Regions from separate parts of the Mus musculus genome. Here all the other regions are linked to region 4. Evidence: chromatin loops called from intact Hi-C (ENCODE). Cell type or tissue: heart. All regions are shown on one strand.

Evidence for each region. Peaks named below come from ENCODE experiments on the same cell type or tissue, not always from the same donor. Only the 100,000 strongest peaks of a DNase experiment are listed, where the experiment ranks them.
Region 1: a loop joins it to region 4, with 3 times the contacts of the local background. A loop is called at or near these places in 2 of 42 quality-filtered maps.
Region 2: a loop joins it to region 4, with 2.7 times the contacts of the local background. A loop is called at or near these places in 22 of 42 quality-filtered maps.
Region 3: it touches region 4 in a loop (12-fold over the local background); 20 of 42 quality-filtered maps call a loop at or near these places.

The regions. Positions count from the first base shown.
Region 1 is chr19:44,416,179-44,424,178 of GRCm38, forward strand. No RefSeq gene overlaps it. Among named protein-coding and RNA genes, the nearest start is that of Scd1, 12 kb to the left of the region's middle. In heart, a CTCF peak has its summit at 3,029 (motif pointing left); DNase peaks (open chromatin) are centred at 243, 2,883 and 6,383; H3K27me3 peaks cover 2,847 bases.
Region 2 is chr19:44,469,659-44,477,658 of GRCm38, forward strand. No RefSeq gene overlaps it. Among named protein-coding and RNA genes, the nearest start is that of Wnt8b, 20 kb to the right of the region's middle. In heart, CTCF peaks have their summits at 4,686 (motif pointing left) and 7,070 (motif pointing right); DNase peaks (open chromatin) are centred at 4,773 and 5,803; H3K27me3 peaks cover 416 bases.
Region 3 is chr19:44,368,720-44,376,719 of GRCm38, forward strand. No RefSeq gene overlaps it. Among named protein-coding and RNA genes, the nearest start is that of Scd1, 35 kb to the right of the region's middle. In heart, a CTCF peak has its summit at 4,446 (motif pointing right); a DNase peak (open chromatin) is centred at 4,442; H3K27me3 peaks cover 1,814 bases.
Region 4 is chr19:44,540,234-44,548,233 of GRCm38, forward strand. It overlaps Sec31b (Sec31 homolog B (S. cerevisiae)), which reads right to left and starts at 5,615. Exons shown (of 26, transcript NM_001033343.1): 1 at 5,555-5,615; 2 at 3,468-3,579; 3 at 3,033-3,156. The coding sequence starts at 3,546. In heart, a CTCF peak has its summit at 4,696 (motif pointing left); DNase peaks (open chromatin) are centred at 4,338, 4,688 and 5,538; H3K4me3 peaks cover 1,284 bases; H3K27ac peaks cover 863 bases; H3K27me3 peaks cover 597 bases.

The sequences.
Region 1 (8,000 bases), 120 kb before region 4:
CAGATCCTAGCCTTTGCCACCCTCCTTCCACCTGGTGGACTCTTGCCACCTTCACCCTCTTTCCCTCCCCCTACTTCGATACAAGGTGCCTTCCCTGTTGTCATGTAACCTCTGCTTCCACAGGAGCGTAGACAGTCAGCCCACTGTCCCTGCCCATCTTGCCTCACCCTGCAGTAACCTCCCTGGACTGATGTCACCCTTGGTCCGCACTGACACAGCACTGAACAGCCCACAGCAGGGCTGTGAAGTCCAGAGGGCAGCTGGCCATGACCTAACCCCAGCTTCCCCTGAGCATTTCTCAGCCAGGAGTCTGTGATTCTCCCATGCCATCCTTCGGTGCCAAGATAACTCCCTGGGGCCCGAGTGTTGACTGAGCTTCCTCTGTGCCCAGCAGAAATCCAATGCTCCACTCTGTGAGGAGCAACTAAACAAAGCTCCCTGGCACCTTGGGGAGGTCACAGATTTCTAGGAGACATGGGACAAAGCACAAAAGCCAACTACACAGGCCAGTCCCTGATGATACAGACGCAAACAGCCTGTCAAGTGGGGTAACCGTTTAGGGAAGGAGAGGCCTTCTAGACAGAGAAACCCCTAAAATTGGGCAGGGTGAGCAAACAGGCTCGAGGAGGATGGAGCAGCATTTTAATGTTGTGTACTATGATCTTAGCTCTGTGACTCTGTGACAACCACCTGGGTGCTACCTTTGTTCTTTAATCCTCAGAAAAGTTGCTAAGGTTGGGGATCCTGTGGCAGAAAGGTACCAGAATCTAAGTCTGATAATGCATGCAGGGACTTTGCACGTTTTTCTTGCTACATGGTTCTTCCAGCCACAGAACAGATCTGCTAAGTACAGTTGAAAGGAATTACCAGTCCCCCCCCCCCCCCGCTTCTCTTGCTTCTCCCACCACCCAGTGTCCTATGGACACACTCCAAACAGACCCCTTTGTCCTGACCCCTAAGTAAGGGACAGTCTGAAAAGTCTAGAAAATGTCTTCTCCTCTGCTTTCCAATCCCTTTTGCCTCCCTGCCCAAGATGGGAAAGGGAAAACCCAACCAGGTCCACAGCTTTGCCTTTGGAACCCAAGGCACAAGTGAATGTAACTGTGGTGCGTTTCCAGGCCTTTCGTGCTGTTCCCTGCTAGGGTCTGGCTGGATTCCCTTTCAAAGACCAGGATTATTTTCCTCTTTCTTCCCAAAGGGGCTCTGGATTGGCCATGTTGTTGGCCTCAGACAGGCTCTTGCAGTCTCTGTCTTCTGTTAAAACAGTGGAAGGTTTGGAGTTTAAGGGGGACCACTGAGGCAAACTTCTTTTGGGTAAGAGATTCATTAGAAGAGTATTAAGGCCACAGGCAGACAGACAGACAGACAGACAGCATGGTGGAGGCTCCCAGGTGAGTTCAGTCCCCAAGGTAAACAGACAGTATGTCAAGGGGCTTTGATGAGAGAGAGAGAGAGAGAAACCAGGCCCTTGCAGCAGAAAGTTTCCAATCATGTGGTTAGTGAGTAGCCCACAGCTCTCCGAAGCCAGGCTGTCAAGTTCCTGGGTGTTAGGAGGCAAGGAGGGGAATTCCTTTGGAGCAACGTGTGCTGCTAAGGATGCAGAGAGAAAAGGTCGCATTTACTAAAGGTGTACCCATCATACAGGTGGGGATGCGCCATTTTCTGAACCCCTCTGGTGTCTGGGAGTCCGGCAGCCTGGGATCTGTAAACTTCCTTGGGAAAATGGGTATAATAGGTGCTTGGGGAATGCCTGTTAGTGGATTAGAGAGCCACAGGTGGGCTCTCCATGGGGGTGGGGGTCAAGAGCTCAGCCTCACCACAATGCTTCCAACCTTACAGAACACCTATAGAAACTCAGAGGGGGTTTGCGATCTGTTGGTTCCCAGGACAATCCCAGCAGCCCTGCATTCTCTTCCCTAACACTCTCTTCACAAACCTTTTTTCCACAGTCAGGTAGGTGCCAGCATATTCTTCCTGTTGCCCTATAATAACCTTGCCCTCTGGGCCACCTGGCAAAGCGATGGCTGCCTGTCATCTACTTGGTCTTGCTCGTGGCAGTGACCTCATTGTTGACTCTGCTACCGGGTAGAGTGATCCGAGAAACTGGTTGTCCAAAAATGGTGTGAGACCTGATGCTGGCCAAGCCACCTGTTGCCAAGTCAGGCTGGTGTCTGGGCCTGGGTCAGGGGTGCTGAGGCTGGCAGGCATCCACAGTTAAGGACTCTAAGCAAGAAGGCATCAACGATGTAGGAAGAGCCAGAGTGGACTTGGTGAGAATGTCTGGGTGTCCAGCGTCAGGGTCCCATTCAGGGAGGGGTGCGGAGATTATGCTCTGATTGCTGGGAAGGTATTGGCAGAAGGCAGGGTGGTCAGCACAGAAAGTGGGGGGTAAGGAGTGGCGTCTCCCTTCAGAGGTCGGAAGCAGGTGGTCACTCCCAAGAGCGGAGCCTGCCAGTTTTCCAAAGGAGGCCGCAAGGAGAAGGCCTGTATCACGGAGCTCCAATTACAGGGAGAGCCACTGACCAGCAATGTGTACCTGAGGCCACACTCCCCTTCATAGCTCCTGACCCAGAAACAGAGAGGCCAATCAGAAAGCAAGCCTAGTCCTGGCGGATACAGGACACCTCTGGTGGCCGATTTTGACTCGCTAAAAGTTTTACAAATTCCCACCTTTTTAGGCCACACCACAGTAATTCACCAACTCCCTACTCCCATCTCCCTCGCTCAGGGATAGAAGTGAGCATCTGAGCCACTGACTCCTGTGAGCTCAGCCCCACCTCTTCTCCAGAAGGCTTGCAAGGTAGTGTAGTTTCTGCCCGCTTCTCAGAGGACCCAACTCCACCCAGAGGGCTACCAGACACCTCGAGTGACCAATCCCTGGGGGTTAGGATCTGTTGGCAGAGCCAGACAACAGCTTTCAGCTACCCAGAGGGAAGGGGATGGGGGGGAGAATTGGTGCCAGTTTAGGACCCCTTTGGAGGAGAGCCATAGTGGGAACAGAGGTAGGTCCTAGGGACCTGCTGCCACCTGGTGGCCATACCGGGAAAAGCATCATTAAGGTCTTCTGTGTGAATTAAGCAGATGTTTTTCCTTTTTATCACAGTCCTGATACTGAAGATTAATTCCATGGCGAGTAATCTCTCTGAACCCCAGTTTCTTCTGACCACGAACACTGACCCCATGATATTCTATGAATTCGAGAGGTGGGCCTGAGAGACAGCTCGGCATGTAAGGTGTTTGCTGCACAAATATGAGGCCCTGGGTTTGGAGCCTCAGTGGAGTTGGGGATAGGGTGTGTGTGTGTGGGGGGGGAGAGTTGTGAGGCTCCTGGGGCACACCAGTTGTTCTAGTTCGCTTTCTATTGCCGTGATAAAGGCCATGGCCAGAAGCAACGTGGAGAGAAGAGGGCTTATTTGGCTTACACTGGTCACAGTTGATCATTGACGGAAGGAGCGAAAGCAAAGGCTGTGGGGGAAGCTTGGCTACTGGCTTGTTCCCCGTGGTGCACTCAGCCCTGATTATCACACAACGCAGGACCACTCGCTCAGAGGTGGCGCCATATCCAGTGGACTGGGCTTTCTCACACCAATCATTAAGCAAGAAGACAGCCCACAGACCTGCCCAGAAGCAATCCGATGGAGGTAATTTCCCAACCGATGATCCTCTTCCCAGGTGACTCTTGCTTGTGTTGGGTTGACAAATACAGACAAAACAACCAAGACACTGGCCAACCAGTTTAGCTGAAAGGTGAGCACCAAGTTCAGGGACAGGCTCTGTCTCAAGGAGAAAGTGTAGCCGTAGTGACAGCCTGTGCCAACTTCTGACTTTCACGGCCATCCCGTCCACACATACACACTCTTGTGTACAACACACACACACACACTCACTTGTATCCAACACACACTCATTTGTATCTAGCACACACCCACCCACTTGTATCCAACACACAAATACAGATACTTGTATATAACACATACATGGACACACATTTGAATAACACACACACACACAGATTATATGAGAGTTAACTGAGATAATATATTATCACATGCTTGGCCTCTGGGTGCTAAGTGCATGACAGGCATGCTTGCTTTGTTTGTTGTCTCTTTTCTTTTCTTTTCTTTTCTTTTCTTTTCTTTTCTTTTCTTTTCTTTTCTTTTCTTTTCTCTCTCTCTCTCTCTCTCTCTCTCTCTCTCTCTCTCTCTCTCTTCCTTTCTTTCTTCCCACTTACAAAGCTCACCTCAGTGCCATTTCCCTCCAGCTCCATTCCCATTCCTGTGAATCTCTGGGAGCTGCTGTCCCTCTCACTCTGGCTCTTGTCACACTCAGCACACATCCTACCACAGTCCTCCCCCTCCAGCTGGAACCTGCAGAGAGGAAGCCATGAGGAAGCCATTCATAGGATGTCCCCACTGTCTGGAGGACGCCACAATGGCCTGCCGAGCTGCAGAGGAATCTCTGAGTCTAGGATCGAACAACCCTCAAGTCTCAGAAAGACAGACTGCTGTCCTGCCTTAGGCAATTGTTTTCCAACTATAACAAACATCAAATGTTGCAGAAAAAAAATAGGCAGAGCTGAAAAGCACCCGGAGTTGCCTAGAAATGACCACTGCTATTTTCAAATTTATTTTATCCTGGTTAGACTCCGCTACACGGTAGGTATATGTGACAATACAGTACGTGGTAAATACTTTATTATGACCTTGGATATCATTCCAAAACACAAGTAAGTCTTCCAGGATCACTCCTTTTGAAACTACGTCGTAATTTATTTAAGCTTTTTTTTTTTTTCATTGTTAAAATTTATCATTGTAAGAGAAGCTGTTGTCAACAATGCTGACTGAGTCCTAGATCTGGGATTGGAAGGTGGAAGAGACGAAGGGATAAAGAGCCACCATTTCTCAATTCTCAAACAGAAACCGAATCTCTGGGTGTTTTTGCCTGCTTGTCTCATCCTTTCATGAACGTCTGTCCCTTTTCCAGGTTCTAAGGAGATAACCCAGTTTCGTAATGGAAATGAGGCTGGTTGCAGACCTGGAGGGAAGGATCTGATGCAGGTATCTGGGCTCAGCTCGGCTCATGTTCCTGTGACCACGAGGGCTCCTGGCTGCCTCAAGCCAACCTGAGGATCCCTAGAACTTGGTCTGCTCTCCTCTGCTTGTGGGCACAAATTATTTCTGAATCTCGGGGGAGCTCGGTTTTCCACAACCCTCTCCACAGGGCAGAAAAGGGGTGCATGACCCGATGGTGCATACCTATAATCCTAAAACTTGGGAAATTGAGGCGGGAGGATTGCTGTGAGCTTGAGGCTGACACGAACTATATATGAGCTTTTGCTTAGCTGGTCAAGAGGCAGCCTGAGTCTGGGGGTCCTCACTCCACACATACTGTCTGCCCCCATCTGTTTTATGGCATAATAGCGTAAATAAATTATAATTTAGATAAATAGACATTCATCTAGGGTGAGACATCTGCAGAAAAAAGAATCGTTCTTAAATTGTGATTCAGGTTGAAGCAAATTCATAAACACATCCAGACCAACACATCCACAGAGCTCAACTACAAGACCAGTCTACATCCGCCAGTCTCCTCTCGCTTTTCTTTGAATAACCTCTTCAAACATGGATCAAGGTAGGGCTTTTTTTTTTGGTTTTGTTTTTGTTTTGTTTTTCTGCCGAGACAAAGTTACTCTGTGTAGCCCTGGCTGTCCTGGAACTCACTCTGTAGACCAGGCTGGCCTCAAACTCAGAGATCCACTTGCCTTTGCCTCCCAAGTGCTGGGACCAAAGGCCACTACCTGGCTTCAAGGCAGGCTTTATCCTCTTCATATTTCATCTGCTGTTCGTTAGGCAAGAGTTGATGCCGGGTTCCAAGGTCTCTTCATTTGAACTATTCAATCATTAATGGGGTTCTCCAGAGGCCTTCTTCTGGCTTCCTCTATGTCTTCAGTCTCATGTATTGTATAACCTCACCTTAACCCCAGTTCATTGAACCCTGCAGCATAGTCCATTTTTGAACACCACCCAGCCTGGCTTGGCAACAGCCTGCCGTTTTGACCTCTGTTTACCCGTCTAACAGGAAAAGTCGAGTGGGCCCTGAAGCTTGAGAGCTTAGAGAAATATTGGGAAAAACTCTCATGAGATGCCTCTTGACTAGAACATTTGTGGCTTCTTGAGTAAGTTTAAACAGCAGAGGAATGAGTGAGCTGACTGAGATTTCTCAACCTGTGCGGTATAGCCTGCCCCATAGGGCGGTATAGTGTGATCCACACAGGAGGAAAAGGGCTCAGTACTGAGCAGGAAAAGGGGCTGGATGGGTTCCAGGAGAGTGACGATGTGGCCTGGAGCTCTGTCATATGAGGAGACTTGTCACACGAGGAGGATGTCCTCAGGTCCACTCAGACCCCTGCCTCCACCGGAATTCAGGATTGCCCAAGGGAATGGGAAACCATCTCATGTTCCCCTCTGCTTCTTGGGGACCACACTGTTGACACCCGTTCCTGACCCTTGTCAGGAGTCCCTGTGCAATTGTATAAAAGTCTCTTGGCTCCCTCCTCGCTCAGCTGATCCAATGCAAGATGCTCCCCCTTGGCCCAGCTTCTCACTCTTTTCTCCAAGGAAAGCTGGCACCGCAGTGGATCTCACTGTCTGGAACAGCGGAGAGATGGACACTTGTCCTTCTAGGGAGGATAAGACAGTCCTTAGATGCAGACTGAAGGGAGTCACCCCTTTCCAGTGCCTAGGCCTTGGGCAGGAAATTCATGTGACAGGTTCAGGAATACGACAGCCACTTTTTCTTCACTGTCCTAGACCGAGCCTTGCAGAGAGGACACAGAGAGAGGAGGAGAGGGAGAGGATTAATGTCATTGATGTCCAACCATTGATGCTCTGTATCTGAGAGGATCTCAGCCTCCCCACATAGATGGGTAGAAGCTGCTCTCAGGTGCTGGTCCCTTGGCTGTCTTTTGTCGGTGCCAGTTTGAGCTTGTGTTCCTATTTCTAACTTAAGAGTAGGAGCCGTCTTCCCCATGAGTATTGTAGGAAGTCCTAAGGGGGGCAGGAACTGCAGAAACCAGGGAACAGAGCCTGGGACAATCCTGCCTAGAGTGGCCCCCATTCCCTGTGACCATGAGGCTCTGCACTGTCTCCAGTGTGGCTCTCCCTGAGCCTCAACCCAAGAAGCCTGAAGACAGATACCAGGAGAAGACACAGAGAACCCTGGTGTCCAGTTGCTGTCTCCATTTCTGTCTTTGCACCATAGGTTTAGGGCTGGGAGAGGGCTCTCCTGGGGTGTGAGAATCTGAAGGGAGCTTGAATGGCTTTGTGGAAGGCAGGTGATCAGAGGAAGATGTGAAATTTTGGTGTCTCTCATCTACCTGCATCAGTGTTGCCTGCCGCAGGACACAGAGGCCAGGCTTCTGGTCTGCTAGAAAGGTCACTTGGCACAGTCATTATCTGGGGACTCATGGGTTGAAGGGGAGCGTGGTTGATGCATGGAATACTGAGGTAAGGAGTCTCTCGACCACCCTACCTGAAACAGATGCTTGCCCCATTCACAGCCTCACTCCGACCCAGTATCCTCACTCCGTCTCCCATAGGGACTTGGTAGGAGGGCAAGCAGGAGTGTAGATGCTGTAGTCAGGTCCTGGGGGTTACTGGATGGGCAAGGAAGGACTGGTGAAGATGGGGTCAGGACAGGGAGGGCTGGATAAAAAGATGTGCTGTATGGGCTGGAGAGATGGCTCAGCGGTTAAGAGCACTGACTGCTCTTCCAAAGGTTCTGAGTTCAAATCCCAGCAACCACATGGTGGCTCACAACCATTCGTAATGAGATCTGACGCCCTCTTCTGGAGTGTCTGAAGACAGCTACAGTGTACTTACATATAATAAATAAGATAAATCTTTAAAAAAAAAAAGATTAAAAAAAAGATGTGCTGTTGGGGACTCTGGGCTTCTTTGCCTGTAGGACTGTGTGGGATAACACTGACTGAGAGCACAGCC
Region 2 (8,000 bases), 71 kb before region 4:
TTTGGTTCAATATTTCCTCACCCATGCCTCCATTCCTCCGTTTTGCAATCTATCTTATGCGCCACTGTATGTTGGAAGTATATTGTGGAGAGCCGTGCGTGCCGCGAGCAATCGCCATTATAAGATGGCACTGGCCTCCACTGTGCCTAACTAGTAAACAAGCCTTGTACACAAGCCTTGTACACAGGTTCGAGAGTGAACTCACGCCCAGTCACTGCCTATTTTGGGGCGTAGTAATGGGGTGATGGGCGAGCAACTAATCAGGTGCTGTCACGCCACATCAGGTGCTGAAACGTCATGCTGCGGGCTATATAAGCAGCGCCATTTTCCGGGTTCGGGGTCTTCCTGAGAAGTAAGCAATAAAGCTTTTGCCGCAGAAGATTCCGGTTGTCCTGAGTGTGTTCTTGCCGGCGGGGACAAAAGCTCAGGCAATAGTATATGATTTGCTTTTTGATTTCACGGGTGCTTACCATGAAGATATTCCCTTGACTCTCAGAGGAGACTTGGACTGTGGACTCTCAGACAGTGTTGGAACTGTGAATGAGTATAGGGGCTTTAGTCACTGAACTTAAATGCATTTTGCATTAACAGATATTGCTACAAGCCTGTGAGGGCCTAGGAATGTGGTGGTGTGGATGAGAGTGGCTCGTTTATTTGAATACTTGTCACCACATTGACAAAACTGTTTGGAAAGGATTAGGAGGTGTGGCCTTGGTGGGTGAGGTGTGTCACTGGCAGCAGGCTTTGAGGTTTCAAGAAATTCATGTGATTCCCAATGCATGCGCTCTAAAATATCTTTCTTCATTATTCAACCTTAATATCTATATCATGCAATTTGAACAGAAAAAAAAAAAAGGGTGAAGTTTTCTTCCAATGTCCTGATGCAGGCCTCTAGTAGAAGGTGTGCCCCAGATTAAAAGTGTGTACTACCAAGCCTGGGTCTGGAATTTGCTTTGTTCCAGGCTGGCTTTGAACTCAGAGATCTGCTTGCCTCTGTCTCCTGGGATTAAAGGCATGTACTAACTTGCCTGGGCCTAAGCTTTTCATGGCCACTATGCCTCAAGATCTCCATGACAAGAACCAAGTCAGAAACCTGTGTCTTCCAGCCTCAAGATCTGACCACAGGTATGCCTTTCATTTCTGGATTATAGTTCATTGCAGATGTAGTCAAGAAGAGGACCAGAAATAGCCATCGCCATGTTCTTCCCAAAGTATAGGCCCAAGTACATTTATTAACAATAAGGGTCTTGGGCTGGAGAGATGGCTCAGTGGCTAAGAGCACTGACTGCTCTTCCAGAGGTCCTGAGTTCAATTCCCAGCAACCTCATGGTGGCTCACGACCATCTGTAATGGGATCTGTTGCCCTCTTCTGGTGTGTCTGAAGACAGCAACAGTGTAGTCATAATATATTAAATAAATAATTTTAAAAATAAGGGTCTAGAGATGTAGGTCAGTGGTTCAATCTCACAGAGCTATAAAATAGGATCATTGCTAGTGAAAATTAAAATAAGCGAGTTGTTTTGAAAAACATTTTTGGAGGGTCCTCAAAATTAAAAACTAGGGGGAAAGTACTGGAGGGAAGGCTCAGTGGATAAGAGCATTTGCTGTGCAAACATAAGATCATGAGTTTAAATTCCAAGCAGTCCCATTAAAAAGCTGGGAGTGCTTAGCACTGGAGTGTAGAGACAGGCAGATCACCCAAGGAAAAGCACGGCATAGGCACACATGCTTGTCACTTCAGTGTTGTTCCTGGGCAGAGTCGGTCAGAAGCTTGCTGGCCAACCAGTCTATCAAAATAATAAGTTCTAGGTTCAGTGCGCGACTAAATCAGAAGGGGAGGCAGATAGCCAGCATCTTCACTGCTTTCCACAAGTGCATGCACAGATGTACTCATCAGCACACACGTGTATACACGTGCATACCATGGCACACACATACACACAATTAAAATTAGGCTGGCAATCCCAGCACTAGGCAGATAGAGGCAGGAGGGTCAGACATTAAATGTCATCCCAGCTATATAGTAAGTTTGAGGCCAGTCAGGGATCACAAGACCCTGTCTCAATAAAACGGACTAACATACCAAAGTACTGAAAGGCTCGGTATTGGAACGCTATCCAAATGAGGCGAAGTTGGTTTGTCAAAGAGACACCTGCACTCTCGTGTTCATTACATCATCCAAGCAACCCAAATGCCCATCAAGAGATAAATGGCCAAAACATTCTATCAGCCCAAGCAAGCAAGCAAACCAAAACCCTCCAGCAGCATGCACTCAACTCATAACATTCAACTGCGAAAGGATGAGATCTTGTCCTTTGTACCATTCGTGGGCCTGAGGCCTTTGATCCACTCTGAGTTGATTATTAGTTATAGCTGAGACCTATTTCCAATCTTCTGTTTGTGATTGATATGCAGAATGTATAGGGAATTCAAAAGCTGAACATCAGGGACTGGAGAGACAGCTCAGTGGTTAAGAGTACTTGCTGCTCTTCCAGAGGACCCAGGTTCAATTCCCAGCAATCACTTTATGCAGTTTACAACTCCCTGTAACTAGCGCCAGGCAGGGTATCTGATACCCCTCTCCCAGTCTAGCCTCTGCAAATGCCTACAACACACACACACACACACACACACACACACACACACACACGCAGAGAGAGAGAGAGAGAGAGAGAGAGAGAGAGAGAGAGAGAGGGATGGGGGAACAGAGAGCATACACAAACACATATGCATGCACATAGGTGAAATAAATACACATACCTAAAAAAATAATAAAAATAAATCTTAAAAACCAGTGAACTTTCCCCTCACCCAGTTAGGATGGCTGTTATCAAAGAGACAACACAACAAAACAAACCTTCCCCTTCAAAAAAACCAATAAGACAGTTGTTAAAGGGAACAGTAACTCTAACAGTCATAAAAACAATCTAGAAATTTCTCACAAAACTGAATATAGAAGCCATAGGCATCAGTGACCCCACAACTGGTATAAGTTCAAAGATGGTGGCATTGTTACCCCCAAAAGACACTTGTGCTCCCATGGTGATTACGGCGCTGTTCACAATGATAAAAGTGTGAAATCACCCACACGCCTTTCAGAGGATGGGTAGAGTTTGAAATGTGGTGTATGCAATGGTGTATTAGTCAGCCACAAACAAGAATGAAGACCTGTGACTTGCAGCAACACAGGTGGAACCGGAGGTCATTGTGTCAGATGCAATAAGCCAGACACAAAAAGTTCAAATACAGTGTTCTCGGAAACTATTAAGTTAATCTTTTATAGGATGGAATCATATTGACTCAAGGATAACATTTCCAACATATAAAAATAACCAGCGTTTGGGCCAGCCAGATGCTCAGTGGGTGGTCGCACTCGCTATTTATGACCAGTGACCTGAATTTGACCCTCAGGTCACACACAATGGAAGGAGAGAACCAACTCCCACATTATCCTCTGATCTCTACGTATGTGCCATGCCTATTACACTGCCCACACACACACTCACAGAGTAAATAAAGTAATTTAATAATAACTTTAAAGGATAACTCATGTTTGAAGAGAAGGAAATGTTTACTATCCCGATTGATTATTATACATTGTATGCATTGAACTGCCATAAATTACCAGTTGTGCTGTATAAAGATATACAAATACTATGCAGCATTGAAGTGTCTTTAATTAATTAAAAAAAACCCAACCAAGTAGTTGAGTAGACATTTATATATTCTCTATTATATAGTCATTCTGGGTGTATTGATTTCGCTGAGTCACTAATCGTGCCATTGATAAGAGTGTGTCCAGGAGCAACCATCAGAAATGTAAAATGGGAGAGGAAAGAATTTTACCAGGTGGGGACCAATTAAAACATGTGTAATTAAACCAGATGTGGTGGTGCTTGCCTTTAATTCCAGCAGAGGTAGGTGTGTCTCAGAGTTCAAGGCTAGCCTGGTCTACATAGTAAGTCCCTGGGACCGCCAGAGCTACATTAAGGAGGGAGAGGGGGAGAGGAGAGAAACCTTACTGGAGCTGGAGAGATGGCCCAATGGTTAAGTGTATTACTGCTCTTGAAGACGAATGGTGTTCCGTTCCCACACTCATAAGCAGCTACAACTGTAACTCTAGTCCCAGGGTATGTGAGCATTCTGGCTTCTGTGGGCACATGCATGCACTTGGTACTCATAAGCAAATGTGTCTTCACACACATACAAATCAATAAAGGCAATAATAAGCCTTAGACAAATACCCTCAACAACAACAAAACAACAAAACCAGTACTATTGTGACCCAACACTGTCCTACCAACACAAACCTACCTGTCACAGTGTTGAAATATCACTAAAAGAGAAGCCTAATGTGTCAAGTAATGTCTGACCCATGTACATATTAAAAAAGAATTCTCTCGAAGAAGTGTCTGTCAGACTTGTATTTAGAAAGCCACCCAGAACACCAACCATGACAGTCAATTAAGTTCAACTTCAAGACAAGGCTAGCTCCCGCCTCAGCACTTAGTCTCTTCCAGTTTATTCTAGTTTCACAACGTGGATGACTGAGGTTTCAGACACAGATCTCCAACCCCATGTCCTTTCCATGGAGTTCTCCTCAGGCACCCATGACCTCCAGACAGTCCCTACGTAGACATGTAGGGACGTGCTGCCCCCTGCAGGACACGTGGGCACCTGCAGCCTCTGGATCTACTAAAGTGCCATCCTGCGACGTGCTTGGCGCTGTAGTGTTTGTTCCTTTCCACTGTGCGGCGCTGCTGTTCCGAGTGTTACTGTCCTCCCTGCAAGGGGCAGGAAAACTTCATGACTGCAGGAACCAGGCATAAAAAGGCATAAACAGGGAGGTAGGAAAAGGGGGAGATCACAGAAAGAAGCTGGCAGGCTATTTATGTCCACTGGCTTTCCTTAGAATCCTCCTCATCTGGTCCTTTCCATGAGGAAAGCCACCCCAACTCTCAACACCCCTTTCTTGGGATGCTTCCAAAAGTTCCCAAACCTGGCTTCCAACACAATCGCCAAGGGAAATCTCTTACAGACTTCCAGATTGCTTCCCAGGAAAGTCTGACTCCTAAATGTGGGGAGACATTCGGTCACCATTCCCTCAGATCTCACCAGATGTTGTTGTTGTGTGGTTTACAAAGAAATAAGAGAGCAGAGGCAATCTTAAGGGGCTTGGCCCTTGTGGGACTCCGTGAACTCCCTTTTCTTAGTTCAGTAACAATGAACAGAATTCTGCTGTATGCTCTAGGGATCTGCATGCCCAGGGCAGCCTGCTCAGTTTCCTGAAGCCCATTTAGTGAGTGGCCCTGTGACCCACCTTGTCATGGATTCCAAGAACCAAGCTGCAGTGTCCCCTTTCTTCAGTGTACTGAGAGCGTCCTAGGGAGGGAAACAGGACAGGACCTGGCTGTCCTCAGCATCAGTCAGATCTGGGTTTGTGTCCTGAATTAACATTTTCCTCGCTGTGGGATGATTTAAAATGTCTCCTAATGTTTCCTGTTCCTGACAGCAAACGGAGACAGTCACCTGCCTGCCTCCGAGGCTGCTGTAAGCCTTAAATGTGATCCTGGTCTCTACTGAGCACCCAGGCTGCCCATGGTGTCTAGCAAGTGTCAGCTCTTCCCAGCAGTGAGAACAGCCTTACTGCTATCTCTTCAATGCTGCTCTCTTCAATGCCCTCCACTCCCGTGAACCCACAATGCGCATGGGGTTTTATGCCCTGTTCTGAAGACAGCTGCTTGGCCTCAGCACCAACATCCCATGAAGAAAAGAAAGCCAAGAAGTGTCCGACCTCTGGAGACTCAAGGCTCTTGGACAAGCGCACAGGGTCACTAGGCACTTTTCCATAGCAGGACTTAAGCCAAATGGTCTGCACTTGTTCCTGTAATATACGGGAAAACTCACAACTATGGCCTTCTTCCCTCCAGCCTGCAGTTGCTAACAGAACAGCCCAATGTTACCACACAATTCCTCAACTTCTGCGTCTTTCTTTTCTTCATAAAAAAACACAATGTCCTTTGTATCACCTTAGCCATTTTAAGTGCTATATATCTGTGTAGTTGTGAAACAATCTATCCTACTTCTTTTATCCTTGAGTCGGCTCTCTTTCCGCATCTTACTTCCTTGTGATGGCGCCTGGCATTCAGACTCAGCATCTCTGGCATCCATCCTTGAATACTTCCATCCCTCTGACTAACACTCATTGGTTCCACGGCATTCTGTGGGCCGACCCATTACTCCCTGTGCAGTTCCAGCTACACCATTCTAATCTAGATCCTTATTATTTCTGATCTGTGCAGTGCAAGAGTTTTCTCGGTGATTTTCCTGTCTCACTCTTACTCCAATCTTTATTTTATCCTGGGTCAAGGAGCGAGGCATGGCAGGAATCGATCCCAAGACCGCGCCAATGCAAGTTAACCTCGTCCATAAATGCTTTTGATCATGACGTCCCTTCATTCATAAACATCTTCACTGAAGCTGGTCGTGGTGGCACAGGCCTGTTACCTCAACCTTCAGGAGCCTGAGGCAGGAGAAGTAAAAAGTTCAAGAACAATTTGTCCTACACAGTGATACGAGGCCAGCCCTGGCTACATGGCAAGACTGTGTCTCAAGGAGTTAGACATGTGGCTCAATAATTAAAGGCACTTTCTGTTCTTCCAGAGGACCTGGATTCTGTTCCCAGCACCCACACTCACAACTATCTGTAGCTCCAGAATTACAGAGTGCACATAAAATCATGCAAGCGTTGTAGGTGCACACACACACACAGTAACTTAATAGTGTTTTTCTTTTTAAAGATTCCTTTTTATTTTGTGTGTGAGTGCTTTGCCTGCATGGATGTATATATAGGCACCGTATGTGTACCTGGTGTACACAGGGGAGGGAGCACCAGATAGCTCTGTGGTAGAGTGTTTGCTTCGCTTGCACAAGGCTCTGGATTTGATGCCCAACACAGCAAAGACACACTTTCAGTGACATGACAGCCTGGCACACAAGCTTCTTTTGGATATGCCCTAACACATCTTTTTGGCATTATTTCCAATAAGCATGGAGTGATTTCAAGGAAACGACCAAAAGGGGGAGCCATTGCTGATGTCAAAAGCAAAAGCACAGCTTCATCAAGACTGCCCAACACCATAATGGCATTGCTTTGATTAGAGCTGTCATTTCTAAGAATGTTCTCCCAGGCCTCCGATGATGGACAAACACATACCATTCAGAAAACATTGCTAAAGATGGTTCTTACAAAAGCCTACCTGGTGGTGCAGACCTTTAATCTCAACACTCAGGAGGCAGAGGTGGGGAATTTCTGTGTGTTCGAGGCCAACCTGAACCACGAGTCAGGACATTTAGAACTAAAAAGAGAGGCCCTGTCTCAAACAGCAACAGCAGCAGCAGTAGCAGCAGCAGCAGCAGCATCTGTATTATTTTAATTTTAAAAATAATAGAAACTTAGCTCCTTTTGGAAAGGATGGATCCAAACTACTGGAAAATTTTTGCTGTCTACTGCTTCTGCTCTTGGCAAAATCACCCTCGTCTTCGACCTGGATGACTATAGAGTCTGCCTTCATATTGCTCCCTGCTCCTGGACCACTGCAGAGCCTGTCTGCATGGTGCTCCCAGCTCCTGCCTGTGAGTCCTTTAATCCTTTCTTTGCTCAGCAACCAGAGCACATTTCTGAATATAAGCCATGTCATGATATCTCTCTGCTTAAAACCCTCCTACTGTTTCCATCATCTTCTTTCACACTATGTATCAAATGAAACCCTTTGCCGTTTGTTTTCCACGTCCCTGTGATATCACCATGGCAACAAAGGCTCTTTTTGCTCATCACAGCTGAATCCCTAGTGCCCAGGCAACACCTAACTTGTCATGAGCACCTATGACATAGACGCTGAGTGAATGAATGGACTGTGTTGGAGCAATGTTGATAGACAGCAGCTTACAGACAAGATTGTCCTGACAGTGATGTCAGTTTTACTTGTGGAAAGATCCTC
Region 3 (8,000 bases), 170 kb before region 4:
CTTGACTGGAGTTGCAAGGACTGGCAAGTGTGCTTACAGGATGCTACGTCTGAGGATATGCCTCAGACTCAGGCAGGGAAGGAGGAACCTGCAGAAGCCCTGCTCTAACGGACCAGTCTAAAACCCATCAGTGCAGGCATCTATGGTTGTGTGGCTGCTGTGTTTGGACAGACTCTTGGTTTTGACAAAGATGGCACTTACCTACTGGAGTGCACTCACCTTCCTAATCCAGAAAATTCCAGGCCTCCAGATCCTTTGAATTTTGCTTCCCTTTCATCATCACTAAGCCATACTTTTTTTTTTTAAAATAAGTCATGCTTTTTGAATGGATTTTTAAAAAAGATTTATTTATTTATTATATGTAAGTACACTGTAGCTGTCTTCAGATACTCCAGAAGAGGGCATCAGATTTTGTTACGGATGGTTGTGAGCCACCATGTGGTTGCTGGGATTTGAACTCGGGACCTCCGGAAGGGCAGTTGGCGCTCTTAACCACTGAGCCATCTCGCCAGCCCCCAAGCCATACCTCTTTTGAAGTTAAGAATATTTGTTGATTGGGTGCATCTTAGGGACCCACTGAAGGAGCCTCTGCTGCACTGTAATGATCTGTGGACATTTAAAACAGGGAGTGTGAGGGGTTTGGAAAACCATCCCTGGGTAGATGAGATGGGTAAGCGAGAGGGAAATGAAGATTTTTTTTTTTTAAATTACTCATTGTGAGTGGATGTGTACGTGGGCTGCACTCACATTGTGGTCAGAAGATAGCTTGCTGTTCTTGCCTTCCACATGTGGGTTTCAGGAATCAAACTTAGGCCATGGGACTTGGCAGCAAGCCACTTACCCACTGAGCCGTCTCATTGGCCCAACGCTCGTGTTTTTAATTAAGTCCCAGGCTCGGATGATTTTGAGTGCACCTCTAAATCCCTTAATCCTCATAACCTCAACTGCACACTACAAACAGCGCTTTGTGGGGACAGTCACACAAAACCACACTGCCAGCTGACAAAGTCCATTGAAAACATCCTTGCTATCGTTTCCTTATTCCTTGATGTCACCTGGTTTCTGAACACACCCAGTGAGAGCCTGCCATACCCTGGAGAGCCTGCCCTCTGGGGAGAGATCGGGCTTTCTGTGCTCTTGACCTCAGATGCCTGCTCAATCCTCTCTACCCTCTTCTGAGCCAGCACTTTTGGAGGTGAATGAATGACAAGGCGGTGAATTGACTGGACATAGAATGCGAAGAAGAGGGGATGCTCTCGAGTCCCCTTAGACTGAAAAGACAGACTTCAGGGAACAAAGGGGCCAAGAATGGGCTGCCTGGGGAAGCCGTGTACTGCGCAGGTTCTAGACTGCAGGGCTGGTGGGATCCAGGGCTCTTACAGGTCGGTCTGAGACCTGGGAAGGCAGGGGTGTCTGGAAAGGGTGGACCTAGATTTCTGTTCTACAGTCTTGAAGAGACACAATAATCTTAAAAAGACTATTTTATTTCCTGCTTTCTTTTAAAAAATGGATTTATGTCTGTGTACCATGTGCATTCCCAGTATCTGTGGAGACCAGAAGAGAACTTCATGTTCCCAGAGACTGGATCAACAGGTAGTATGGACTATCATGCAGGTACTGGGACTCGAACCTGGGGCCTCTTAAATAAATATTCTTTAGTCTCTCTGCTGCCTAGCTCCTTTGCAGACACAGGTTGAGCGGCACACAGAGGCAAAGAGATGTCTCAATAGGGGTGTGTCTTCATGTCTGCTTAAGGATGTTATGTAATCTGTCTGTGAGAGATGAGTTCCATTGGCCTTCCAAGTCTTGACAGTAAATCTTTGATCTTCGTGGAACGGGGAGGATTTGACCGACCCAAGACTAATTATATAACTTAATTATTAGTCCCCTCCCACTCAGTCACTTCAGAAGCTCCCTGCCCTGAGTCTCCAAATGACTGGACATGGAATTCGACGAAAGGGGACGCTCCCGAGTCCCCTTAGACTGAAAAGACAGACTTCAGGGAACAAAGAGGCCAAGATCTTTCCTGTCAAGATCTCATAAGACCTTTCTTTCTCAGTTTTTGTTTGTTTGTGTGTGTTTGTGTGTATGTGTGTGTTTTGTTTGTTTGTTTGTTTTGAGGCAGAGTCTCATACAGCCCAGGCTGGCTTTGAACTTGCTATGTAGACAAGGATGATAACCTTGTCCCTCTCCTTCTTCCTTCCAAATGCTGGCTTTACAGGTGTGTTGCCACCATCGGTTCAAACTCAAGGCTTTATGAAGGCTAGGCAACCACCCAGTCACTTGAACTACACTCCAACCCTTGCCCTCCTTTTCAAATCTCAAGCTTTTCATTTTCTCCTCAGGAGAGAGCCCTCAGACTCAGTCACCGAGGCCACAGGAATGGCTTCCTCACCGGAGCACTGTGCATGTCACTGACCATACTGCATCCAGAATGATCTTTGGAAAATCACACCCTGCGTTCAGACTCCCTGTTAAGAACTCTTTATTGGTTTTACTGGGGTGAAGCCTGGCGATGTCAGCCCTCTGGGACAAGGTGCCTTCCCGCTTAAGCCTGTCCTTCGTCTCTGAGCACGTTCCCTCTATTCCCATGTTCCAATGGCAGAACCTGAGAATGAGTACTCTCTCTTCTCTACATGCTACTGTCCCCTATCCTTCTCCCACTAAGACGGAGCTAGCTAACCCTGCTTTTTTCCAACTCTCTAGAAAGTTTTCCAGGCTTCCTCCCCATACCAGATCCCCTCTAAGCCTCCTGTACCTGCCATTTCCACATTGTGATTGCATCTGGCTTATTGCTGTCCTTCTTACAGTACATGGACCAATGTACCTTTCATTAGGTATTTATTTCTTGACCTTATCCATAATACCATGCCATAGTGTGGGGGATGTTTAAAGAGTTCTCTTTCTGGCCGGGCAGTGGTGGCGCACATCTTTAATCCCAGCACTTGGGAGACAGAGGCAGGCAGATTTCTGAGTTAGAGACCAGCCAGGTCTACAAAGTGAGTTCCAGGACAGCTAGGGCTACACAGAGAAACCCTGTCTCAAAAAACCAAAACCAAACCAAACCAAACCAAACCAAACCAAACCAAACCAAATCAAACCAAGCCAAAACAAAACAAAACAAAAGAGTTCTCTTTTTAAACCCTGTTGATGAATTGTGTAGTTTCTACTATTCTGCTTTAAGCTCCGGGCAGAGAGCACTACAAGCCCACTGCCCAGGTCCCCTTGGATACTCGGATGAAAGACCCCCCACACACATTAGCTTATTTTTAATATGCTTTTATCTCAATGGCCTGACTCTTCTAAGCCTTCCTCAGCTAGCGCTCCCTTCTCTTCACTTCCAGCTCAAACCTCTCTAATCCTTCCCTCAGTTGCCCAGTTATCTTCTCCTTGCTCAGCATCCTAAATCTGCCCTCAGCTTAGATGTGTTTCTAATCTCCTGCCTGCTACCCTAGGCCCAGTCAGGGAAGTGGCCAATGGCCATCCCACCTGAGATCTCACAGAGTGGGTGACCCCTTCTCCTCCTGCTGCATCTTAACCTGCCTCTGGGAACCTGGAAGTCCACCTCTTCTGCCTAGCCACTGGCTGCTAGCATCTTTATTGATCCATCAAGAACCAATTGGGGAACAGGACTTCAGCCTTCACAGGCAGATTTCCGAGCATATCGTCAGAACCACCACTTACACATTGGTTTTTCTCAGACAACAAATATGCATTTTAACAAAGATTCCATGCAAGCGGTAAGCCCAGTGCTAGATTATGTTTATCCATTTGCTTTCAAAACTAGGGAACAAGTCAGGAATTGGAATGTATGCCCCAGGGTAGAGTGGCAGGATGACAGATCGATTGGGAAGAGTCTGTCCCCAGGGTATTTGGGCCCCTTGGTAAAGCCTCAGCTCACATTGTTGAGTCTATCCCTCATTTCTAAACCAAGGGCACGTAGTGACAAGGGTGTCCTGTCTTCACTTTGCCTCCTTTCTGCTCACCACACTCTAATTCTCCTACCGCTGGTACGTGGACCACGTGACCTAAAGAAATCCCTTTCTCAATTTTCCGTGTCAGATAAATGTCAGTATAATCTTGTTTTTCCAGCAAGGCAAAAGAATTAGACTTAAAGTCAGCATGGTAATATGCACTTTCATTTTCTGAGTCTCAGTATTTCTACCCTCTAATATGTAGTTAAAATGAACTCCCTGCCATGACCCCATACTCCGTAATAAGCCAATGTTTATCTCATCCCACTCCTCTTCTCTCCCCCCCCCCCATTCTCCTTGTCTTCTTTACCTCTCCTCCTCTGTTCTTATTCTGTTTCCTTTATGAACAATTTCTATCCAAAGCTGGTGGATAAGCAAGGCGGAGGCTTCACGGAGCAGGGTAGATGGGCAGGTGTAGACATAACTACAGAGGCGTGCAGTACATGAGAGGTCTTCATGTACCACAAGGGGGCGCCTATGATTGCAAGATGGATCCGGGGTTGGGTGAACAGGGCAGCCTTGGAGAAGTGAAGCCAGTGTGTGCTGATGGCCTCGAGTGCTGTGAAGGTGAATAAATATTTGGTGAAGAAAGGAATATTTAAGCAATTTCCAAGAATCTTCTTAAATGACTATTTTTTTTTAATATTTATTTATTTTATGTATTTGGGTACACTGTCCCTGTCTTCAGACACACCAGAAGAAGGCATCAGATCCCATCACAGATGGTTGTAAGCCACCATATGGTTGCTGGGAATTGAACTCAGGACCTCTGGAAAAGCAGTCAGTGCTCTTAACTGCTAAACCATCTCTCCAGCCCAACTATTTTGTGTATGGATGGTTTTGTCTGCATGTATGCCTGTTCATTGCATGCATTCCCAGTGCCCTTCAGAGGCCAAAGGAGGGTGCCAGATCCCTCAGGACTGGAGTGGGTGGTGGGATGTCTTAAAGGCCGAGACATCTTTCCAGATGCTCTTTAAATAAATCTCAAACCCCTTACCCTAATCACATGATGGAATATGACCAGGCATGGGACAGATCCAAGTCATATTCCAGCCAGGAGGGTGCAGTAAACACGGCATTGGTTCACACTGGTAGCCTGTTAAAGACTCTGTCTGGGAATCCATTTTTAGTTTCAAGCTATATACGTTGGCCACCAAGATACATGATGTTATTAAAGGCAAGTTTTATCAAAATGGACTGGAATAAAAGTATTCCCAGGACAAGAAGGGCCAACACGCTCAAGCTATATAAGCCATTCTTGAAGCTTGACCAAGATGAAAATATTGACCTTAAGCCATGAATAATTTTATTGGCAGTATCCACAGAATTAAACTCAGTGGAGCAGCACTGTTTAAATTCATAATCTTGTTACACAAAGTTAAAACATCCAGAGAGGTGTTAGAATTATGCCAAATACCCTGCAAGTGTCTTTGAATTTTCTCCCAATTATAGTGACTGCCATTGTAAGTGTTAGAAGCAACACAAGTCTATTGGTATTTAGCATGACACTGGAGATGGCTCCTTACTCTTAGACTCTGAACCTCCTTTACAATAATTTGAATATAGTATCAATAAAGAGCATCAATCCATTGTTCCAAACACCTATCTACATTCTCTTAAACACTCAGAGCATTAGTAACATTTTCTGCTAAATGATTAGCAAAAGTAGCTGTCTTAACTTTTTTCATCAAGGCATTTGCAGGAGCAGTATTGCTCGCTATTAGCAGAACCAAAGGTGCTATACCAGCAGTGTGTCTGAGGATGCCCTGCTGTGTGCCAAAAGCAGAGCAGGAGATGTAAGACAGGTACCAGCAATTTAATTCAAATAAAATTTGGAATAAAGTAAAACTTCTTTCCATCATCCTCACAAAATTCTCGGAGTTTGGGATGATGTATGTTCTGTGTCCCTTGCATCCCAAGTCCAAGACTGACTATCTCGGTAGACTCAAGGGTTGTCAAGGCAAGTACTCGGAGAGTGATGCATTCAAGGGAATAGTCCCTGTGAAAATGTTGCAAATAGAAGGGGGGGGGGAGTCCCTGCTGTAAGCTCTCACCACCTGATCTATTCCAGGGATGTGAGTTACTTTAATAAAAAGCTAATGAAAAAAATTGCAAGTATGTATCCACATGGACTTACATAAAGTAGTTCCTGTTGTGGCCCCCTCACCCCACCATCTTTTAATGCCCTGTCTCCTACTTTTGTCATGGTACTACCCATGAGAAGAAGGGGTAGGACCAGGTATGTTTACTCTTTTAGACCAGAGGCTGTAACTCTAGAATGCCTTACCAGAATGTCCCTCTTGATAAGCAATGCCCGTGTGTGTGTCTTCCCAAGGTGTTATACCCCTCATATACCTCACCAGACACAAGAAGGTGACCGTTTTAATGACATATGATGGGAACTTCACCATGAGAGCTACAGCATTCACAGGAAGGCATTCATGAACTCTGCCGCCCAGGACAGCATTAGCGTGAAAGAGGAGCTAACCGGGGCCAGCTCTGCCCACTGCAAACCTTCTGCTGTGGACTACTGATCAGTTTGAGAAGTCAGAATCCAGCCTTCAAGATTAGGGATTGTAGGGTTGGTGAGATGGCTCAGTGGGTAAGAGCGTCCGACTGCTCTTCCGAAGGTCCAAAGTTCAAATCCCAGCAACCACATGGTGGCTCACAACCACCCGTAATGAGATCTGACTCCCTCTTCTGGAGTGTCTGAAGACAGCTACAGTGTACTTACATGTAATAAATAAATAAATAAATAAATAAATAAATAAAGATGAGGGATTGTAGCCAGGTGGTGGTGGAGCACACCTTTAATGCCAGAACTCAGGAGGTAGAGGCAGGTGGATCTTTGTGAGTTCAAGGTCAGCCTGGTCTACAGAATTGAGCTCTAGGGCTACACAGAGAAACCCTATTTTATAAAACAAATCAAAACAACAACAACAACAAAAAACCCAAATAATAGATTAGAGGTCTATAAAATGTCAAAATAAGGGGAAAGGCTATGTTTATCTTATGTTATGTGCCTGTCTGTTAGCTGGTTTTATAAACCTTACACATGTATGCCTTCCCTGGTTGAGACCCTGTGAATGGAAGGGTAAGCTTTTGAAAATTCTCTTTTATGTGTTTTCCACCTTATTCTAAGAGTGGATATTAGGCAAGTCAGGTTTAAAAGGCCCTTGGGCCAGGCTTTGCCTTTCAACACATTATTATAAATTGCCGGGAAACATTTCATAAGCTAAGTTGGCAGAGGGTTAATTTAGCTTTCAGACCTACACATAGCATGCAGTCATGTTAGGGCCAAAAGTCATGACTGGAGAAGCCTGACCTGGCTAGAGTATCCCATGCCCCATCCCAGTTTCAAGATGGGCATGTGGTTACTCAGCTCTGTGAAGACTGACCACCACAGCCTCTTGTATGTGCTTTCCTACTTAACTCAGCTTTCTCAACAGAAATCCAAGAAGTGGGTACAGTTTGTTGGTACTTTGTATTTTCAAGTTGGCTAAAGTTTTCATTTTTTAAAAAGATGAATATGAAACCACTCTTCTCTTTCTCCTTTCCCTCCCTCCTTCTCCCCCGTCCCCCCTTTCCATGTCTTACAACTTAGCCCAGGCTAAGTAGTACAAAAAAGGGTGTACAAAAAAGATCCTTCTGGCTCTTATCTCCCCAGTGTTGGGACTCTTGATTCCTTTTGTCAGGATTTCATAGACATTTATTGAGTGAGGGGGGGAGGGGTGGATATGAGGGTGGGGCTTCCTTTGTCTTGGTAAGTAAGGAACTCTCAGGGAAAGAGTCTGACTAACCTAGGCGGTCAGAGGTCCATCTTCTTGCTAAGAGGGTCCAACCTGCAGCCCTTCTGCAAGCCCAGGATATGCTTCACACCTATTTCACACGGAGAACCCCAGGGGCCTGCTGCTTCCTGGCACAAAGGAAGAGGCCATTTGAATAAGCTAAATGCAGAAGGGAAAGAACAAACGTCACAAAGATACATTGTATCCACAGGCAGCTGTGTGAAAGCAGTCATCTGTG
Region 4 (8,000 bases):
ACCCCAGTGACACACTTCCTCCAACAAGGCCACACCTACTCCAACAAGGCCACATCTCTGCCATACCCACTCCAGTGGAAACTGCGTGACAGGCCCAAAAGCTTGGCCACAGCTCTGAGGCAAACAGTTTTACGGAAACTTAGTCTCTTGGAGTCTTTGCATCCCATAGCATGAATGCTCTAAACTTGTCCCTGCATCAGTCAGTGAATGGATCTGTGTGCTTTCCTTCAGTATTGTTTTATTATAAGTGCCTCCAAGGAATGATTTGACATATAGCTACGTTAGATTGGCCTCCACCAGTGTTCCAATATCCTAGGAAATCGTTGAGCTGCCCTTGGGTTTTTAATTTAGTAAGAATGCTACTCATTCAGAAGAAATGCCTCCAGTGTAGATAGTGAAAGGAGTCAGGCATTACAATTTACTGGATAAGAACTAGAAATCTCAGGACTAGTTCTACAAAGTAAACTTAGAATAACAGCTGAGTCACTCCCATATACAGGAATTTACAATGGCCTAGGAAGAAGGAAGATTGTGGTCTAAGAAGGAACTGGAGTAAATAATTAGAATAACAGCTGAGTCACTCCCATATACAGGAATTTACAATGGCCTAGGAAGAAGGTGGATTATACAAAAGACTAGAATTGGAACTATGGCAAGGGCATAAAGGCCTTGCCCCTGGCTTCTAGGACTAAGCTGACCTTAGGTGGGGCTGCTTTTTATCCCAGTTGTAAACACTGCCTGGTTCCTGTCAGCTTTTATGTATGCATTCCTCTGTAACCTCAATGTACCTTGATGTATCACTTAGCTTCCTTGCTTTCTTCTGTAATATAAGTCTGATGCTCACTTTGAGAAACTGCACTCAGATCCAATACTCTCTCTGGTGTCTGTCACCCCATAGACTCTTTGTCCACTTGAGTACCAGAACCCTGATTCTCTCACAGGTTGAGGGACCGACTGAGTCCAGTCTGTGGCACACCTCCTCATAGTGCCATTCTGTAAGAGCCTATAGGAGCCATTTTCATTCAAACCCCTAGAAGGGCTGAGGGCTTAAATTTTATTTATTTATTTGTTTGTTTGTTTGTTTGTTTGTTTTTTGAGACAGCATTTCTTTGTATAGCCCTGGCTGTCCTGGAACTCACTTTGTAGACCAGGCTGGCCTTGAACTCAGAAATCCGCCTGCCTCTGCCTCCCGAGTGTTGGGATTAAAGTCGTGAATCACCACACCCGGCTCTTAAATCTTTTTATTATTAATATTGTGGTTTTCATGGTGTGTGTGCTGCAGCACCAATGTGAAGGTCAGAGGACAGCATCATGGTCTTGGTCCTCTCCTTCCACGTTATGTAGGTTCTGGGGACTGAACTCCAGTTGCTGGGCTTTTGCAGCAAGCACCTTTTCCTCATGAGCCACATTGACAGCCCTCCTAAGAAATTTTAAGGGGAAACAAAGGACAGAGAAATCCCACAGGGAAAGTGGGGAGAGACTGGATGTACGATCTGGGTGCATGTCTCGGCAGGGTCTTAGAAATGATCTTGTATGGGCTGGTGAGATGGCTCAGCGGTTAAGAGCGCTGACTACTCTTCCGAAGGTCCTGAGTTCAAATCCCAGCAACCACATGGTGGCTCACAACCATTCGTAACAAGATCTAATGCCCTCTTCCGGAGTGTCTGAAGATAGCTACAGTGTACTCACATATAATAAATAAATAAATCTTTTAAAAAAAGAAAAAGAAAAAGAAATTATCTTGTATGATCTCTTCTTCTTCTTCAAAAGTAAGTGAGAAAATACAAGGCAACCAACGTAACTCACTCCAAAGCACACAGCTTAATTAGCATCACAGCTAGGCTACAACCCAACACAACTGTGCTTTCCATGACAGCAATGCATAAGATGACTGGCAGAAGGGAAGATAGAATAGGGGCCTACCAATTATCAGATGGAAGGCTGCAATAGAGACCAAAAATCTCTAGGTTAAAGCGGTCAAGAAAATGTCCTGAGCTATAAGAAAAATACTTACATATTTTATATAGATACCTGATATCTATATAAGATCAGTAGTGTGGTAACGTGTATACTACTTATTAAATATGAAGTGGACTATAGTGAATATTTACACTTTTTTTCCTGACAGTACAAAAACCTGCTGACTATTGTGTCAGGCTATACATGCCATTTTCCACAAAGCCCTTAAAAAGGAATAGAGCCAGGTACAGCGAGACATATCTATACCAGCTTCTCAGGAGGATGAGTTGGGAGGACAGTGAGTTCAAAGCCAGCCTTAGCAAGACTTTGTCTAAAGACAAAAGCTGTGACATACTAGGAAGAAGACTTGGCACTCAGATGGGAACATGCTTCCATTCCAAGTCCACCTTCTTAAGGCTTCCATCGCCCATGTAAAATGGAAGTAGTGGCATGTCTAATTCAGGCTTATTCTGAGGACTGAGTAGAATCTGAAGGGTCCCAGTGATAGTGCTCTCCTACCAAGCTCCTCAAGGATTTCTTGCAGCCATTTCTGCCATTATAAAGGAGAGGATCAATGATCCTCTTTTCATTGCTCTTGCACAAGACAGCCAAGAAACCTACGAGCAGAGCATCCAGCTCGCAAGAGCCACGAAACCTGCGACACCCAATCAACACCCAAGAGCCATGAGGAGAGATCGTTCGTCATCCTCCTTGTTGGCAGAAGAGTGTGGTATTGTGTAAGCTTGCTGTCCTAACAAAAGCCAAGGGAGGGAGGAATCAATGTCCATGGGTTCAAAAGGAGACCTGATACAGGTAGTCCTGGCTTGTGCAAGATAGCTCTATCACCTGCACGCTGCCTGATACTGCTGCTGCTGCTGCCACTGCCTAGTAAGGTGAAAGTGGTTAGTTCTCAAGTCCCTTTGACCAGCACGACCTCCTCTGAAACATAACTCCTGTTCCCCATACTTCTCACCCCCATGATCCCTGAATTGCACACACCACCCCTAGGACCCTCTATCAGTATATCCATCAGGGTCTGACCTGAATACCCACTCATAGACCCAACATAGTACCTGCTGGAGACAGAAAGAATTCCTTTGTGTTTCAAGTCCAGAGAAGGGTCCCTGAAATCAATCTCAAATATTTCCAGGGTGGCATTTGTGCTAAAGGAGGCATCTAGTTGCTGAGCAGATGTTCCTAGTCACATGGAAAGGAAAGAAGAGGCAGCAAATGAGCAACAATGTATGCATGGGAAAATACTGGGTACTAATAGGTTAGGGAGCGGGGAGGAAACAGAACAGAAGAGAGATAGGAGCATCCTTTTCTCTAGAGGTAACCGCAAGGAAAGCATGAGGTGCCGCCCTCAGGCCCTAGTCCAAGGCTGTTACCAGGTACCCAACCTGACATAATCCTACAGCTGTCTCTCATGGTCATTAAGGAATTCTAGATACTGAGTTTTCCTTTGATGGCTGACTTCTAGTAGCTCCTGGTCTGTCGTGTCATCGTACCTGTGGCCAGATACACAGGGTACTGCCTGGCCGGGCTCCACGCTTGGACAGCTGGCTTCTCAAGTTCTTTCAACTTCATGGTTTCCGGGAAACATATATGACCTTTGGCCCACTAAAAATAGAAATAATAATTAAAAAAAAAATCTTAGGGCCAGTGATCCAGGGAGCGTCTGTGGACACAGAGATGGTCTCTCTTCTCTACAAGATGAAGTAGTCCAGCAAAAAACAGAATGAGAAAAACAAGCTCATCTGACAGTTCGCTTACCCAATGGCTAAAACTGATTATCTAAACTCCCAAGGTCTTTAATCAACATTGGTTACTACAGTTCTACCGACAATAACCATCAAACTAGGTAATTTCTCAGTGACGTTGCCTGATTCCCTTGGTTTTAAATATTGTATCTGTGCCAGGGAACCCTGTATTTATGTCATTGACACACATCTGTCCTCTGAGTACCAATTCCCAAGGGAAATGGATAATTAAATATTTCTAGCTATAATGTACATCTATGATCCAAGCATTCAAGAGGCTGAGGCATTAGAATCATAAGTTCAGGCAAGCCTGGCGTGGACTACATACAAAGTAAGAACTTATCTTAATATATTTAAAATTATAACATTCATAGATATGTGTGTGTGTTGCCTGCATGTATGTCTGTGTACCACACGGGTACCTAATGCCTTCAGAGGCCAGAAGAGAGTGTTGGAGCCCCTGGAACTGGAGCTACAGATGGCTGTGAGCTACAATGTGAGCGCCCCGGGAACCCAGCGGGTGCTCTTACCAACAGAGCCATCTTTTCAGACCCTTTCCTTTTGCGGGAGGGGGCGCATGGTCTCCCGTAGCCCAGACTGGCCTCAAACTTGCTAGGTAACTGAGAATGATCGTCCTGTCTCTACTTGGCAAGTGTGAAGCCCCCACACCGCATTCATTTTAACTCTGTGATTTCCACTTCTAATGTATACTCAAGGTCTCATCCTCACGGGCCAGCGAAAGGGCTGAAAGGTAAAGAAGGACACTTAGAACTATTTGTGACCTGCTTGAGCAACCCAGTCAGGTCAGCCTCACCTATAAAAGCAGGCGATAATAGTACTTAATCTCTATTGTACTTTCCAGCTTGAAAAAAGCTTGGGGCTGTCAGTTAAGCTTGTTTCTGGGAGCTTCTAAACTCCTGAAGCTCCGCTTTATCAGTGACCAGCGAACTACACTATTTCGTCACCAGTGCCACCTGCTGGTCAGAACCATCCTGTACAGAAGCGCAGCGACCAGCAACAGCGCATTTGCCAGGCACAACTAGAAATTTCTATAAATTGTTACTTTGTTTTACATAGAAAACAGCCGGCTAAGCCGCAATGTAAACCCCGTGCTTTTAACCATTATATTAATTTAAGCAAAGCTTTCATGACGTGCTTAAACCATTGACAGAAGGACGGGAGAAATGCTTTTTTTTTTTTTTTTTTTTTTTGGTTTTTTTCGAGACAGGGTTTCTCTTTATAGCCCTGGCTGTCCTGGAACTCACTTTGTAGACCAGGCTGGCCTCGAACTCAGAAATCCGTCTGCTTCTGCCTCCCGAGTGCTGGGATTAAAGGCGTGCGCCACCACGCCCGGCTGAGAAATGCTCTTTTCATCCACTTTGCTCTGAGGCATCATTTTATAAGAAAAACCCTCGTTAGGATCAGAACAGCCAGAGCAGTGGCGGGCTGATAGGGTCGGGGAACCACTATCAGGGAGGACGACCCTTGGCAGTCCAGTCCTTAGGGAGAAGGTCAACACGGCTTCTCGCCTGCTGACTGCCATACAAGGCGCTTGACGGTCAGTTACCACTGGCCAGGGCACCGCGACAGTGTGCAGGCTGAGGGCCCGGTCAAGTCAAGGCTTGGGGGGCAGTCGGAGGCGCGCGCAGCGCTGCTGGACCTCGGCGGGGTTGGGGACACTGTGTGGCAAGGGGAGCGGGACCGGGTCCAGCTGGGGGGATTCGTACTGGTGCTCCAGAGGCGTGGCAGCCCGGGTGTGGTCAAGGCGAGCTCCCCGGCGTCCTCCCGTGGGAGGAGCGGTGCTCCGGGACCCCAGACCCGCAGGGGAAACCCACCTGTTCCGAGCGCCCAGGTCAGGGGTCACAGGCGACCGCCTGGGCCGGTCCTGTCCCAACCAAGGGCGCACCGCGCTGCGGACGGCGGCTGCCGAGGGCCAAAAGTCAATTTGCCCTGGCCACAGCTGGCGACCCACTCCCTCTGCTCGCCTAGCTGAGCTCCTCAACACTAATCTGCACCGAGAGCGATAGCGCAGAGGTTTCCCAGCAGGGCCTGCCTCACTTGCCCTGGGATTGCACAGTTCTAGCCCCCACACCAGTACATGCTAGTCTATTCTATTTGAGTCAGGCTCCTGTGTATAGAAAGGGAAAACACTAATTCAATTTATTATGTAGTTATTAAAGTGAGGGAAGCCCATGAGCTCTCAGTGTGATCTATTTAGCTAAAAAGCAATCGAGGTTGTAAATAGTAGTGGTGCACACTGGAGCCTACTAGTAGAGGGTGTCCACAAACTGATTAACGGCTGTGTGTGGAAAAAGAGACAACTGTGAACCAGGCACTTCATGGAAGATTTCAGGCACATGACATGGGCATTACTCCTTGGAGCTGAAAGAACACTAGGTGATATTTCAGCAAAAAGGGGGGCCAAAGCAGCTAATGGGCATGCTGGCATTTCCCATACAGTAAGTCAAAGAGACTGATCAAGAACAAGTACTGATAGATAAATTGTGGAATACCAATTAATTCTGCGGTTAACAGGGAATTACTGAAAATTATTGGGTCAGAGGCACTAGTGGCAATTGTATTTTGTATCTGGCAGTATGGATCCCTTTGGAGAAAAAAGAGAGGAAGGCAGGGACCCAATTACAAGAGGAATAGAGCAGCCCAGGGACCGGTGAAGAAAGTCAGGATTAATACTGGTGACTGAAGGAGAGCTGCCCTGGCTCTCCTGACTGAGAAAGGAAAGGATTCAAGACAGCCGGGGCCCAAGAGCAAGGGAGACCCGGTGTCGCTGATAACAGAGTTAAAACCTTGAGGCAGAGGAAAAGAGAATGTGAAGATATCACAGATGCTTTTCAAGTTGAGATAACTGTGGAGGTAATTGTGGCAGGTGAAGATGCCCAAGTTGGTTCAAAAGTGCCACTTGATGCATGGTGAGTTCTACCCGGGTCACCTCTGAAACTGGGGTGCCCATTATCTGATGGGCAGTTCTGAAACCAGATAGACACCCATGTGTGGCACCATCTGTGCCAGGACCATTCTTGCTACAACTAAACATTTAACTTTTTTTTTTTTTTAAGTGTCCTATCACAGGTGAGCCGGTGATGGGGGTGGAGTTGGGGAGTGAACAAGGTCTGAGCCTTAGGAACTAGAGGTGTGGATTGGCTGAGAGTGCTTGCTTGCCCTAAGGCTTGAAACCCTGGTTTTATTTCCCAGCACTAGAGAAACCAGTAGTCGTGGTGGCTTCAGGGTGGAGGGTCAAAAGTTCAAGGTCATCTTCAGGTACCCAAGCTACCCAGCAAGTTCAAGGGCACCCAGGGCTACAGGAGATTCTCTCTCTTCCTCTCTCTCTCTCTCTCTCTCTCTCTCTCACACACACACACACACACACACACACACACACAGCTGAACCTTGGAAAGTACTCCCAAATTAGGGAATAAAGCAGAAGTACCAACCACACTGATGGAGCATCACAAAAGAAATCGCACTAAAGTCCTAAGGTTCAAGTCCCAGCACCCACATTGCAGCTTCTAACTGCCTAACTCCAGTCCCAGAATATCCAACATCATTTCCTGGTGGCACACAGCCATATACATTCATATAAATAAATAAATATTTAAGAATGAGATGATTAAAGAGTATATCTTTGTAAAAAAAACTTCTTAAAATGACATTTATTCTGTGTGCAAGTGTGGATGCACACACACTATATATAGCACATGTGCAAAGGTCAGAGGACACCTTGAAGTAATGGATTTTCTCCTCCAACCATGTAGGGCCTAAAGATTGATATCAGGTGTTCACCACATATCTTTACCAACTGAGCCATCTCAGCAGCCCGCAATAAATCTAAGAATTCTTCAAAAAGTAACGTTTTCAGTTCCACTCCCTAATTTTGCACTTTTTAACTGCCCAGATAATCCACTAATGGAGCCCATATCTAAGTTGAATGATGTGATGGTCTGAATAAGAATGGCTCCCAAAGGCTCGTATACCTGAATGCTTGGTCACCAGGGAGTGGGACTCTTTGAAAGGGTTAGAAGGTAAGGAAGCATGTTCGTGTTGGAGGATGTATGTCAATGGGGGTGGGGTTTAAGATCAAAAGCCCATGGCAGGCCCAGTCAGACTCTTATCCATCCGTCCTCCCTACCCACTCACAACCCAGATCAGGATGCAGCTCTCAACTACATCTCCATCATCATGCCTACAATGCTTGCCACCATGCTGATAATGGACCAAGCTTTTAAAACTGTAAGCACACCCCCAATGAACTGTTCCTGAGT